2 separate regions of the Homo sapiens genome follow, and region 1 is linked to region 2. A link is an interaction called in ENCODE POLR2A ChIA-PET data of the cell type or tissue named here. Cell type or tissue: OCI-LY7. All regions are shown on one strand.

Region 1 (5,000 bases), 59 kb after region 2:
ACAGAAATCAATGACTACTCCCCCCGAGAGAATAAACAACAGAGGCACTAAGGAGGAACTTCTACTATTTGCTCCTTAAAACTTGAGACTCTAGGAATTCTGCCAAGTGACCTGGAAATAAGGGACTGTGACCAGAAGCCTCTGAAGAGAGCATCATGCATTAGCTTCTTGCAGTAGAATTAAACATACTGCTAACATCCATGCGTGCATATTCCATCTTTGACAACTTACCTATCTTCTACACAATAGAAAAAGAAACTCTTCTTTTCACATAGCCTAATTCCTGACTTTTCCCCTACCCTTGTTTTACCTTTTCCTTTCACCTTAATATTGGCTTTAAAAATCTCATTGTAAAACATGATAGATTCTCACTGAAAAACATGTATATTTCAGCTTAAAGAAATAAATATGATATAAAACTACCCCACTACCTAGATATACCACTATTTACATTTTGATGAATGTCTTGCCAGTCTTTTCCTAGGCATATATATAACATATTGCTTTCATCTTTAAAAATCATAACTTACATACTTTCATAAGCTGGTTAAATCCCTTAGGCAATTATTGGTACAGAGAGATTGCTCACTAGCCAGATAAACAAATGGAGAATGATAAAAGTTTACAAACATGAATGGAGGTGCAGACAGGGGAAGATCCTTTCCAGACAAGATGTATCCCCATATCAGAGAATGCCCCTCCGTGCAATTTCTGTCAAAAGGATCTAACTCATTGGTTCCACAAAAAGTTAGTATAAATGGTAAAGTTCCCATGGAATCAGAGGAAAAGTAAGTATTCTGATTAAAAAGTTCATCTCTGAAAGAAAAAAAAAACATGCGACTACTATGTAATTAATGTAGATGCAAAGGTAATTGTAGTCAGAGAGGTAAAATTCCATGTAAAGTTCATAAAATTTGCACATGTGCATAAAATTAAAAATAATAACACCTTCCATCTAATAGAGCTGATGCACTATTTTCTTCATTCATAATTTATCCCTATGCTTTATTCATTCACAGCTACCACTTGTCTTTGGGTAAGCCAAGATCTGTACAGCTTCTATACCAGTGATTATGACACAATTCCTATCATCTTGAAATATGCAAGCCAGATGAGGAAACTCCTTTAGTTCAGATTTTCATATATCTGTATAATGGCCAAAATATAATGAACAATTGGGAAAATATAACATTGAAAATCTAGAAACTTTATCTCTATCATACAAACCATTCAAATCTTATGAAATGTTTACTGGGCACACTAAGTGGTTCTCTTTCCCCACCACCATTCAACCCACTTTATGTATTAAAGACTTGGCATCTATCCAGTCTTCTACTTCACTGAAAGTTTGCCAACATTCTGGGCTATTTCAACAGACACAAGGATAACTGGTTCAACACTCAGCCTGTCAGTTCCTTGACCTCCCTGTCTCCAGTGGTCTTCATTTCCACTCGATTTCAGTCACCACTCTCGCAGTCATTCCTTGAAACTTGGCCATCCTCCTCCAGAATCAGGGAGTTAAAAATCACAGTTGCTGGCCATAAACTGCCCATTTTCTAGATTATTCAGTGTCTCCTAGAGTGGCTTTTTTTTCAAACCATCAGGAATACCAGTCCACTGACTCCTCCACTGTTCCCAATCCATAAGTCACTTTATTTACTTTGCTCCACACAACTCTATGCACTCTTTGACCCTGTCATGCTGGCCTTCTTTGAGTTCCTCAAATGTGCCATTGAAGGAGTTAAAAATATACCATTCTGGCATAATGACTATTGTGAATTAAAGGTACTTGAAAAACAGCAGGTACAAGATCATTCTGGCCTCCTTTCTGTTTCTTAAAAGCAGGAACACTGAAAGGTCCTCTCCCTATACCAGAAGGAAAGCAACATTCTTATCATCAAGGATGGAAATTTGAGCCAAAGAAAATTCTGTACAGACCTTGCTAAAATAGCTCTTGTCTCTTAAGCCTCTCCACATAATTTAGTTGCTTTTTCACAACTTACTATTCTTTGTCCAATTCAATCTATAACTGATTCACTCTAATTGTTTCTCTGGGTCTTCATTTCTTCATGAGGACTCCCACTGCTTTGTAAAAGTTGTATTAAATCAATTCCTGTGCTTTTCTCCTGTTAATCTGTCCTATGTCAATTTAATTCTTAGGCCTAGCCAGAAAAAACCCTAAAGGCGAAGAGCTAAAATTCAGCCTCACTCCCCTACACTATTGGGTTGCCTTTAGAACCTTTGTGCATGCTATCCTGGCTGCTGGAATACTAATCGCTCCTCTGTCTGATTTATGTCTGTCTATTCATTCTTTATATCCTAAAGCAAGTATCTTTTCTTCAAGGAAGCCATTCCTAATGTGCTCAGACTCCCTACCATTGGCTCACATACATAGCACAAATTCCACCTCTATATTATACTTGACCCATTTGTGATTTCTATTTAGCTGAAAGATTTTTTTTAATGCTCTGTCTCTAACAAAATAAGGCCCAAGACAGCAGGATCTATGTTGATTTTTTTTGTTTCACCATTTTATACCAGCTCCTAAGACAGTGTATGATCTACAGCAAATACTCGTAAATATTTATTAAATGCATTCAGAATAAACAGGAAGAAGGGGTATCAACAGGAAAGTGAAAGTAACAGAATGGAGACTATATCTGATACAACTTGGCTTACTTCCTTCTTGAAGGAACTTGCTCGTCTTACTTCCGTCAGACATGAGGATAATCTGTCAATCATCCAGAGCCTTCTCTAAGAGTCAAGCGATGCAATACCATCTAAATAAGAAGGCCCATGTCAGTAGTGGCCCTTGGATAAGAACTGAGTAGATTCTAGTAAATTCAATGATTACTGGATTGACAAAAATGGGATTATTTATTAGGTTATCAATCTCATATATGTGATATATATGATATGAGCTGAATGACAGGCAATGAATTAAAGAGATAAGTCAGTCAAGTAAAAATAATCTCATGTATACAGAGGAAAAAAATGGCTTTTCATGGTAGCAGAATACATATAAATCTAAAGGGGATATCATACTTGTGTTAAGTGGAAAATATGCATAGGATAGTATCTAGTAGCATCTTGATAAAGCTTCAGAGATCAAGCGAAACTATGCAATAATAGCTATGTGATAAAATAAATGTCATGAAAATAAAGATTTTTTAAAGCTATCTATGGTAACATCTCAAATAACTAGAATATTTTATAATTTGATTGTTCTGGTCAGCTGAAAATCAGGCTGCCTACAAGTTAAATGAAAAATACCCTTTTTGTAAGAGTTGTCATTAGAAATCCTCATAAGCTAGGTTAACTCAAGCCCCGTTTTTAATAAGAATAGTTCTATGAAGAAGCTGCTATTAGGAGACAGGCTAAGCCACACAGTAGAAAGAAGCTGAACAGCAGAGAAAGGTGGATCTGAGAGCTCTTTAGCAGGCTCTGGTGAGACCCTGGGCAATGGACCTAACCTTACTGACATTAGTTTCCTCAGCTGTAAGACATGAAATCATCGTTCCCTAGGATCCTTGCAAGACTTCAAAGCCTTTTAGGCATCTATTCTCTTCGTGACATCAGTGGGCTAAACTAAGACCTTTTCCATTTCTGTGATTTTATAGTTGGTTCTGTGATTTTTTTTTTTTTAGTTTTTAAATTTTAGTTGACACATATTATAATAATTGGGGTATCAAGTGATATTTGATACCTGCATACAATGTATAATGATCAAATTAGGGTAATTAGCATATCCATCACCTCAATCATTTGTCATCTGTTTATGTCGGGAACATACAAAATCCTCTCTTGTAGCTATTTGAAAATATATAATAAATTATTAACTATAGTTACTCTAAACCCTACAGTGTTGTAGAAGACTAGAACTTAAATCTAACTAGCTGTGGTTCTGTGATTCTTAAAGGTCTAAGTGAAGCAAAGTAAATCCAGCCCACAGGCATTTCCTTCACCCAATTTTTTGAATATTTAAGTATAAAATACAAAGACAGAAAACTGCAGATGTCATGAGTATATTGCACAATGATCTTTCATAAAATGAACACACATGTGATCAGCACACAGATCAAGAAACAGATCTGGGTGCCATAACCAGCACCCAGAAGCCTCTCCTACTCCCTGCCCCTACCTCCACACCAGAATAACCACTATTCTGATTTCTAATAGCAGAAATTTAGCTTGTTTTTATATAATACTTTATGTAATAGGAATAACACACTATGTACTGTGCCTTGTTTTTATTTTAACCCTGGAACACATTCCACTCACCTAATGCTGCTCTGGGGTTCTAGTGCAATAACATTGTTAAGAGCTGCAAAATTTAAGATGGATGAATGGAAAGGTGAAAAAAAAATAAGGAAATATGAAAGGTTGTTAATGCTAAAGAGCTCATTAAACTTTCAAAGGCTTGTTCTAACAGATATAATTAACTCTGTGACCACAACATAAATAAACAGTGTGCAAAGTCAAAAGTAGCTTAGGTTTACTAATACACGTATGTCAAAATTTAGACTCTTATCCTCTTCTCTACTAACACATGCGGTTGTTTTTTAAATACTTGCCTCTCCCCAGCCATTTTCTTTTCTTTCTTAATTCTTCCCTAGATGTCCATCATATATTCCAGCCACATATTCTCCAGTCTCTGCTTTTTCTGTCCTGATTTTAAAAATCAATAATAACATGTAAAAGAAACCCACAGAAATAGTAAGTCATATCCCTTAACCATGGGTAGAGAAAAAGCAAATTTTTAAAAACGCTGAATTGAGTTTTGACGACTCTGATTTCAGAACATAAAATAATTTTAAGCAAAACTTCTAAATGTAAACTGTGAATTAAAGAACAAATAAAGAAATACTAGCCCTCCATTACAATAGGAAATCTAATTTGGAAATACGCAGCATACAACTTACTTTATCAGATCAACTTCATAGTAGGTGTCAGACTTACTAGTTTTCTTAAGACAAAGATAAGCAAATCTAAACTATTTA
Region 2 (5,000 bases):
TTATGACAAAGCTGCTCACTTCTAGAGAGAAAACTTTTCAAATAGAAAACACAAAAGCACTGAAAACTAAGTTCAAAATCAAACTAACACTTCTAGAAAAGTGAAGCCAAATCTCTCTATGTGGTTTTTTAAAAAGTATTTCCTATAACACAAGTAATACAGTTAATAAAATGACACCATTTGATTTTCATTTTCCCAGTATAAAATATATTAACTTGAGTACATTAGAAAAAATATATGCTGTTTTTTTGAAATAGAGATGTTCATTTTTAAAACACTGAATAGAAATATAGACAGGTATAGATACATATTAATTTTTATGTTGTTATTAAGGTCAAGAGTCCTACATAGCATTTATACTTTGTCTTTTTTTACTTGTTTTAACATGAAACTTTAACATTTGAGCATAAAAAATTGGGAGTTTGATTAGCTGGCTAAGGCAAACAAATGAAGTGGTCAGGCTTAGAAGCCACAATCTGTTCTAATTTTAGCTATTTGAACACATAAAGTTACATAAGGGATATGTATTTTTGAAAAACTATTTAGCAATATGCCCCATTTATAAATGCCAAATAAGTAATTATTCATCACTCAAAAGTTAAAATTAATTTCTATATCAGAAATTGAAAAATTATAGTAAAATTTCAGATATTCTTCCTGTAATGACAAAAAATCTACCTTGTAAACTTAATATCAACTAAAATTAAATTATATTTCAAAGCAATTGACTGCTTACACTTAATAGGAATGAAAATTAACTTTTTAAAATAATCAAATGTAATTATTATATGAAAACTTCATAGGGAATGCCATCCATATTACTTTAAAAACTATTCTAAAAGTACACAAAGAAAGTTACTGGATCCCAAGATAAGTCCTGAAGGTCAAAGCATATCAACTCTGGTGACTATGGTCTCCATCCTTATTCCCAAATCCTCACCCCACTCCTGATTCAAGATTAAAAGCCAAGTTTAGATTATCTTCAATATCTACAGGATCAGATTAGTATAATAGCATTCAGTACTGACTAGAAGAAATCATTATGCCTTTTATAAGCCAGCACTAATTAGAAGCCTAGATAATCCAACTGGGTTTCTGATGGGTCAAAATAGTTATTACCTGGGAGAATTTCAACCTGGGAAGAAATTAGAAAGTGGGAGATATGATCAGTAACTGTTGACTGTATGGGTATCAGCCACATCTATCACATGACACTACAAACAGCATGAAAGAACAATCAGTTCTTTTGCTTGAAAGAAAAACGTCATCAATGGCTAAATATAGAAGCTCAGAGAAGACTAAAACAATATAAAAGTAAATAGGTAATTCATGTAATACTCTGTCCTGCTCATTTTTAATAAAAACATAAATTTAAGGGTAAAGTAAATAATAGATTTAGTAATATCTGGAAACATTCTTTGTTTTCTTTGAAAAATAATTTGAGATTATCCTGTTGTATATTTTAATTGAATAATTCCATTCTGCTTATTTTGTTTTCTAAAAAGGTAATTTCATTTCTTGGAAAAGTTGATACTCATTTCAAGAGTATTGAAACAATAGTCATTTATATAGAAAAATCTTCCTTCCCTCTTTAAATTTTGCATTAATATCATTTGTTTTATGAATTTTGATTGGTGATTCCAACTTTCCTTTCTTCTTGCCTTATGTTTTTGTTATTCTATCTTCCACTATGTATTGCAAGTTAGTCAGTGATCTCTCATCAATATCCTTAGCCATTAGGAATATTAAAAAAGGGCTGGGTGCGGTGACTTACGCCTGTAATCCCAGTATTTTGGGAGGCTGAGGCAGGCAGATCACTTGAGGTCAGGAGTTTGAGACCAGCCTGGGCAACATGGTGAGACCCTGTCTCTATTACAAAAAATTAGCTGGGTGTGGTCACCCATGCCTGTAGTCCTAGCTACTCATGAGGCTGAGGCAGGAGAATCGCTTGAACCAGGGCAGCGGAGGTTGTGGTGAGCTGAGAAATCGCCACTGTACTCCAGACTGAGCAACAGAGTGATACCCTGTCTTAAAAAAAAAAAAAAATCAAAAAAGAAGAGAGACATCTGTCGTGGTCTATCTTACTGTACTCTCTGAACCTTATCAGAAATTTTGATGATTATGGGAGAAGTAAGGGAAGACAGACAATATATGGGAAAAGCAAAGGTATTCCTGAGAAGGCACATCCCTTGCTGATGAAGAGTTGTTACTTCTGTAAGGAAAAACAGAACAATTTTTTTTGTTCTTAATTTGAAATGGGGTCTTGCTATGTTGCTGAGGCTGGCCTCTTGAATGCCTGGTTCAAGCAATCCTCCTACCTCAGCCTCCAGAATAGCTGGGATTACACAAACACCACCATTCCTGGCTAGAAGAAACAATTTTTAAAGGAGATAAAAAATAACAAGAATAAAATCAAACATGGTGAAGTATATTTCACATTAAAGGTAACTATTGCTTTGTGAAACTTTTGCTTGGGTCATACACACACACTCACACAACACACAGACACACACACATATATATATATAAAATATACACTGGGCCATGATATAAAACATTTTTTATACTCTAGCTCACAGTAAGTAATACTTGATAAGCACTGGATTAGATGATCCTTTAAGAAGATCCTATAAGATCCTTTCTAAGTTTTTACATTTCTACATTCCTGGATGAATATGGCTAATAAATAGTATAGGAAATAAACAATACAGTAATTACCAATACAAAGCTGAATATGATTCTCTAAGTGTAAGAGTTTTCTCTCTTCAACACTCTCGAGTTAAAGTTTAAAACATACTTCATTTTATTTTGGAATTGTTTTTAATGAATAACTAGAGAGAAAACATAGAACATTTATCTTGCCAAACCAAAAATATGCTCTTCAAAAAATTAACCGAGCAGATGAGCTGCTTTTATAACACTAGCCCCTGGAGAATAGTAAATGGAAAATCTTATTAGATCATCTTCTCTTTGTAACTTACTACCATATTATCTTAACACTTGCAACTGTATTTTCCCTAGAGACTCATTAGCCCAAATGCTCTCATCTTTCAATTCCTTTTTTGAAAATTCATTTATTGCATTTTTCCAAAGTTGATATGTCCTATAAGCAGGAAATCTGTGAGTTTAAAATCCTAATACATGTTAAGAAATGCAATATAACTGGCTTGTAGACATATTGTACTATAATATTATATTATCCAATAACATTTGCCTCTATATATCTATTTTTATGATGAAAGCACTTAAAATATCAGTTTATTTCTCCTGGATAATACATGCAAAAGAAGTACATGAAAAATACATTCTGTAATCTTAGGCTCACAATCTGGGAAAAACATGGGAGTTATTTATGAACTTGCTCATGAATTAGATGCCATGGGAATAATGAAGAATACTAGTAAATATAGCTGCAGGCACCAGTCTGCATCTATCAGGCACCTAATATATTTTTATCTAAGCCTTCGAGAGAACAGTTAGTTCAGCCTAGGTCAATGATGTTTCTAAAGTAAAGAATAATTATCTATTTATCATGAAATCAAGGAAGTTATAATGAATGTCAGACATCTCAAACGTGTGGTGCATTTGCTTGTTTCACTTATCTCATAGACATCTCAAACCAAACAAGCTCAAAGAACTCGTGATCGTCCCCCTAAAACCTGCTTCATCCATGGTCTTCCATCTTTCCAGTTGCTCATAAAAACCCCAAGGTAATTCTTGACCCTTTCTGTGAAAGCAAAATCTAATCTGAAAGCAAATCCTTCTAAATATAATAGGGTGAGATGGAATATACATACATATATAGAAAATCTGACCACTTTTCATCTCCTCTACTGTTACAAGCCTGATCTATGGCAAGTCCAGTAGCCTCCTATCTCATTTCTGTGTTTCTACCCTGCCCTCTCACTGTCTTTACCACAGCAGCCAGAACAATCCTGTTAAAACTTAAATCTGATTATTGTCCTTAGGTTCAGAATCCTCCAATGGCTCTCCACTTACTGTCTCTGAGTAAGAGCCCAAATTCCATTCATGGCCTAAAAGGTCCCTCGCTCCACCCTCATTATCCCCCTAACCTCTCCTACTACTCATCCCTGGCCCATTGCACTCCAACTTCATTGGCATCCTTGCTGCTTCTGGAGAACTCCAGGCAAGCTCCTGTCTCAGAGCCTTTGCACTTGATGTTTCCTCTGCCTGGAATTATTTCCCCGATATTCACATGGCTCATGGCCTCATCTGTTTTAAGTCCCTAAGCAGCTTTTCAGAGTATTCATTTTTGTAAATACAGATTTTTTTTTGGAACATAGCCACATCAATTTGTTTACGTATTATCCATGTTGGTATAAAGCTAGGATTTCATTGTTTAATAATTGCAACTAAGACATGTCCAGAAAACTGAAAATACAAACCCCTTTACAGAAAAAGTCTGTTGACCGCTGGAGTAGAGGGTAAGATTGCTGAAAGAGAGAATATAGGTGCTGAGAGGCCGGAGTTTGGCATGCATAATCTATGTGGCTAAGTAAAGCCATGAAGAATGATGGCAGAAGTGGAAAGGAGAGAACGTAGTAAGTCAGTTACTATATAATACAACAAATGATGGGAATCACCAAGAGAATGATAGAAAACTGCTGCACTAAGAATGTAGGATGTTATAATCTAAAAATGTGTTTCTCAAAGATAGGGTTGGGTAAGGATGGAGGTAGGGGATATTGAAGGAGGAGGTGTTAACTATGGTCTTATAAAAGCAGTGAAGAGCGAGAAAACATCTGTCCATCCCTTGGTTCTGTGGTGTGTAGAGGCCCAAGAAAACAGCCAACACCTCCAGGTGCTGCAGATAAAGCAGCTCACTCGAGAGTCAGACTGCAGTCAGCACAACAATAAATGAACAGAGATTATTAGAGAACAGGGGGCAGTTTGCAAATATTATGATACTAGACTTATTATTGTACAATTAAAGGGAAAAAGAAAACTAATGAAAAGTGTGAAAAGTTGGCAACTTTCTC

The links. Peaks named below come from ENCODE experiments on the same cell type or tissue, not always from the same donor. Only the 100,000 strongest peaks of a DNase experiment are listed, where the experiment ranks them.
Region 1: POLR2A ChIA-PET joins it to region 2 with 5 read pairs; 1 of 35 experiments calls an interaction of 5 or more read pairs at or near these places.

The regions. Positions count from the first base shown.
Region 1 is chr4:113,674,829-113,679,828 of GRCh38, forward strand. The region is part of intron 2 of CAMK2D (calcium/calmodulin dependent protein kinase II delta); the gene reads right to left. Among named protein-coding and RNA genes, the nearest start is that of CAMK2D, 84 kb to the right of the region's middle. In OCI-LY7, no CTCF peak of the experiment used is centred here; a DNase peak (open chromatin) is centred at 2,703; H3K4me3 peaks cover 984 bases; H3K27ac peaks cover 2,124 bases.
Region 2 is chr4:113,615,432-113,620,431 of GRCh38, forward strand. All of the region lies in intron 3 of CAMK2D (calcium/calmodulin dependent protein kinase II delta), which reads right to left. Among named protein-coding and RNA genes, the nearest start is that of CAMK2D, 140 kb to the right of the region's middle. In OCI-LY7, no CTCF peak of the experiment used is centred here; DNase peaks (open chromatin) are centred at 2,980 and 4,790; H3K27ac peaks cover 2,439 bases.